Regions from separate parts of the Mus musculus genome. Here region 1 is linked to region 2. The links are chromatin loops, found by intact Hi-C in ENCODE. Cell type or tissue: gastrocnemius. All regions are shown on one strand.

What was found. Hi-C counts contacts between places; a loop is a spot of excess contacts. Peaks named below come from ENCODE experiments on the same cell type or tissue, not always from the same donor. Only the 100,000 strongest peaks of a DNase experiment are listed, where the experiment ranks them.
Region 1: it touches region 2 in a loop (2.9-fold over the local background); 1 of 42 quality-filtered maps calls a loop at or near these places.

The regions. Positions count from the first base shown.
Region 1 is chr16:91,645,109-91,647,608 of GRCm38, forward strand. Gart (phosphoribosylglycinamide formyltransferase) reads right to left here and starts at 1,864. Exons shown (of 22, transcript NM_010256.2): 1 at 1,776-1,864. In gastrocnemius, no CTCF peak of the experiment used is centred here; DNase peaks (open chromatin) are centred at 1,282 and 1,911; H3K4me3 peaks cover 1,719 bases; H3K27ac peaks cover 1,627 bases.
Region 2 is chr16:91,723,172-91,725,671 of GRCm38, forward strand. The region is part of intron 1 of Cryzl1 (crystallin, zeta (quinone reductase)-like 1); the gene reads right to left. Gm46543 (a long non-coding RNA gene) reads left to right here and starts at 1,133. Exons shown (of 3, transcript XR_001781880.2): 1 at 1,133-1,407; 2 at 1,502-1,592. In gastrocnemius, a CTCF peak has its summit at 1,276 (motif pointing right); a DNase peak (open chromatin) is centred at 1,275.

The DNA of each region.
Region 1 (2,500 bases), 78 kb before region 2:
TGAGATTACAAGCATGTGCCACCACATCTGGCTCCTCCCACCAGTTTTGTTTGGTATCCACACAAAAACAAGTGGCAGAATCATTTGTCTATTGTCTACAGCTTGCAGGCTTATGATTTGAGATCTTACGGGAGTCTCTAGATTGGAAATCTATTAGAAACCACAATTAAATACTAACATCTCATTTGAATACAAGCATTTGTTAAAAGTTTAGTTCTTAAGAATTAACTGGGGGCTGGTGAGATGGCTCAGTGGGTAAGAGCACCCGACTGCTCTTCCAAAGGTCAGGAGTTCAAATCCCAGCAACCACATGGTGGCTCACAACCACCCGTAATGAGATCTGATGCCCTCTTCTGGTGCGTCTGAAGACAGCTACAGTGTACTTACATATAATAAATAAATAAATCTTTAAAAAAAAAAAAAAAAAAAAAAGAATTAACTGAAACAATTCTTTAAGAAAAAAAGGTGTGTGTGTGTGGGGGGGGGGGGGCTGGAAAGATGGCTCAGTGGTTAAGAGCACTGATGAGGTCCTGAGTTCAATCCCCAGCAACCACATGGTGGCTCACAACCATGTGTAATGGGATCCAATGCCCTCTTCTGGTGTGTCTTCAGACAGTTACAGTGTACTCACATACATAAAATAAACAATTCTTTAAAAAAAAATATTGTATACTACAAAGTACCCAGAAATAGGAAGTACTAATTTGCTATGTGTTGTTACTTCATATACCTAATTGATACCTATTGCTTAGAATAGAAGCCTTGTGTTCAAATTCTAGCACCAATAAAAGGAGGGGGGGGAGCAAAGATATTATCAAGATATTTACTTATGTAGAAGATGGTTACGGAAAGAAGAAAACTGAAATATGTAAATTCTAAATTGATCCTTTACTTTGGGATTACATATTTAAGGAAAACCCAAGCAGACTGGTAAGGTTAAGAACACTTAGTTCTCTTGCAGAGGGCTGGGGTTTAGTCTCCCAGCACCCACAAGGTGGCTCACAAACATCCTAATCTGGGTCTGGAGACTGAATGCTTTCTTCCGGCTTCTTTGGGGCGTTCATTGTATGCACGTGGGCACAAACATACATGTAAGGGACAACGCTCCTACACATAAGATAGACTTTAGTTCAATTCTGTGTCATTTTCTTAGAGAAATAGCTGAAGCCATTAAACTTTTTAAAAAATCTAACTTGAATAAGAAAGCAGTGCAAGAAGACAATTTTCATTTTACTAGTCAGGATCTGTGAAATAGCAGGACTGGTCTCTTCACCAGCAGCGGCTGGGTGCCTGGGCTCCGGTGTCAAGGCCTTACTAGCCGGGAGACTCGGAGAGTCTTTTGTAACTTCTTGGGTGTCAGTTAACTAACAGGCAATTTATAGCGAGAACAAGAGAATAGGGTAAGGAGAGAATAAAAGAATCGGTTAAAACCACTTCCAAATATTTGTTTTGAAAAAGTAGAAACCAAATACGAAAGTGGTCCAGGTAAATGGTTAGTTACTGTGATAAAACTAGAGCGGATAAAAAAACCATCGGTGTACAGGGTCTGTCTTTACAAGGCAGAGATGCACAGAAACCTGGACCCGGCCTCAGAATTAGAAAGCTGGGAAAGAACTACCTGGCCGACCTCCATCAAGGCCGTGCAAAGCACGTGGGCTTTTCGCCAGTCACGCCAGTTTCGTTTCAAGAGTAGCACCGGTCGCTGAGGTTAAACCCATGGGTCAAAGCGTTTAGGCAGTCCACGCATCATCTTAAGAACTAAGGCATTCACGCACCTGCAAGCCCCGCCACGCAGCTCCGGCTCGCACCCGCCACTCGCACCCGCCGGAAGTTGGCCCGGGGAATCCAGCGCGCCCCGGCCTCTGCCCCGCCTCCGATGGACTCGGCTGCTCATTGGCCGCAGCCCGCCTAGGTCCCCGCCCGCGAGGCGACCCGTGGGGGTTCCTCCCGCCTTAGGGTGCGGTCGGAGCCCGCTGCCTAGCCGGGCTCAGAATCCCTGGCACCACGATTAGAGCTGATGATGCTCGTCAGGGGCTGTCACTTAAGGTCCCTGCGTTTACCCCAGAGCCTCCTACACTGGGGGCAGAGCCGAGGCTGCCTGACTGTGGCTGCTCACCAAGCGCCAGGGCGGAGCGGCCAGGGCTGGACTCCGGAGCAGCTCAAGCGCACTGCGTTTAGAACGCAGGTCGCTCAGACGCTCCAGCCTTTGCTAAAAACTACGCGAGGCCGGTTATAGCAAGCATCGAGGCAGAATGGGAATGGCTCCTTTCCAACTCATAGTGGGGACGCGGGACGGGGATTTCTTTCTCATGCACGTCTCCCTGACCAAAGTAAACTTGGCGCTTGCAACAAACGCGTTCGAGCTCCGTGCCGGACAAGCCGAGGCTTTTCTCGTCCCCCAGCTTTTTTTTTTTTCCATGGCCTCTAATCTCAGGCATTTACTCCCTATAGAAAGCCTCTTAGGAGTCCCCGCAGGCTGAGGGGATCAACAGCCGAAGCT
Region 2 (2,500 bases):
ACTCGATATAAACTTTGCTAAATCAAAAAAACACTACATAATTTATTTATTTGTGGTGCCGGGGCTTGAACCCAGGGCCTCATCCATGCTATGTAAGTGTGGCACTACTGAGCACATCCCTAATACAACAGTTAAAACTTTCTATGTGCTCTTGTTTTGGTAATAGAGTCCCCCTGTGTTGCCCAGGCTAAACTTGAACTGGAGCCTTAGCTGGCCTGAAACTCCTGATCTACCACATCCAGCTTATAAAACTTTTCAATGACATCAAATATGTTTAGAAAGGTAGGGTGGCGGGGCTGGAGAGATGGTTTAGTGGTTAAGCACTCTGGCTGCTCTTGCAGAGGACCTGGGTTCAGTGCCCAGCATCCACACTCAGGCTCACAACTGTCTGTGACACAGTTGTAAGAGATCTACTGCTCTCCAAAGACGCAGACCTACGTTCAGGCAAAACACCCAGACACATGAAAAGAAAATAATAATAATTCAACAAAAAATTTAAAAGGTATGTAGGCTAAGATGTGTTGTGAGAAGCACACAGATTTGACATTTTTACATTTAATCCCAGCACTTGGGAGGCAGAGGCAGGCAGATTTCTGAGTTCGAGGCCAGCTTGGTCTACAGAGTGAGTTCCAGGACAGCCAGGGCTACACAGAGAAACCCTGCCTCAAAAAAACCAAAAAACCAAAACAACAACAACAACAACAAAAAAGATTCGGCTGTGCAAACAGAGGGACACCTTGGCATACACTAAGCACCCAACTGTAAGTCCTAGTTCCTAATAAAGGTAGGCCTCTGCCGGGATTTCTCCAGAGCCAAGGGAAGAGATCTCAGATGGTGGCTTCACTTTTGTTGTAACAACAAGAGCTACACTGGCTCACCTCCTGCTACCCTCGACTCCCCACAGAGCTCATCTACTAATGAGTGTAAGCAAACCTCTGCACATTAGCCCTTACCTACGCTCGCAAAGCCAACAGATGCACGAGTGAGTGGGTTTCCTTTACAGGACGGGCAGAGATGTTCTGATAGTGATGTCATCATGGACACATCACAGAAAGTCCAGCACATAATGTGTGGTTATAAAACTTGACAGGGTCTCTCTATGTAGCCCTGGCTGGCCTGGAACTCACAAAGATCTGCCTGCCTCTGCTTCCAGAATGCCGGGACTAAAGGCATGCACCACCACATTTAGCAAGACTGATTTCTTGCAATTCTTATTCATGTACAAGTGAGTGACTGGTAGTGTGCCACTTGTAAGCAGTGCCTACGGAGGCCAGAAGAGGGCACTGGATCCCCTAGGACTGGAATTACATATGGCTGGGACCTGCCATGTAGCCGCTGAGACCTAAGCCCAGGGTTCTCAGAAGAGCAGTCAGTCCACTTAACCACCAAGCTGCCTCTCCTGCCCCTGTAAGAATGCTTCCCTTGTATAATTTAAGTATTTACAAGACAACATCTAGCTGTGTAGCCCTAAATGACCTGATGATACTCACTACGTTAACAGGTTGCACTTGAACTTGCAGAGAGCTTCCTATATGCCTGACTTTAGAAGTACTGAAACAGGCTGGATGCCATTACAGGGATTCCAGCACCAGGTGAGTGGGACAGGGGACCAGGTGGCTTTTAAAGTCTCTTCTAATAATGGCAATTTCTTTTATTATTATTTTTTGAGAGGGTAGTTCAGGCTAGTTCCAAACTTGCCTTCTAGCCAAGAATGACCTTGAACTCCTGTACCTTGAGCCTTCATCGCCCAAGGGCTGGGACAGGTGTGTGACCTCAGCAGGCTGACCATCTGCAGCTCTATGAATATCATCACGGAAGAGTGTGTACATTGTGGCATAATTCCTACACTTTACGCAGCTTGCGAACTAAAGATTGCGAGAGAGGCAGAAAAAGTGTAGTTACACAAGCAGATAGTGTGTGTGTTCAGAGACGTCGGACTGTTGCTTTATCTGGACAAGATGTTTTCAACAGGTGCCCAGTGAGCAGGGAGGCACCCATCAAACACCTGTTCTAGAAATCACAAAAGAAAAATGTAATATCTTCTCCCACCCACCTCCATGTGAATTATCGTTGATTTTTATAAAGTTGATTTTCACCTCAGCGTGTACACGGCTTTAGGGCTGAAGAGGTGGCTCAGTGGTTGAGAGTACTGACTACTCTCCTGGAGGACTCAGGTTCAATCCCCGGCACCTGCATGGTGGCTCACAACCACTGTAATTCTAGTTCTAAGAGAAGCTCATGACCTCTTTTGGTATCTGAGGGCACCCAACACAAATGTTAAATATTTAAATACGTGAGGGCAAAACACCCAGAAAATAAAATAAAATACATAAAATGTGGATCCCCTAGGACTGGAGCTACATATAGCCTGCCACGTAGGTGCTAGGAACTGAACCCAGAGTTCTCAGAAGAGCAGTCAGGGCATTTAGCCACTGAGCTGTCTCTCTCGTTTTGCTTGTATATTTTAGGTTTCAGACATTTAAATGAGACAGTACATTCT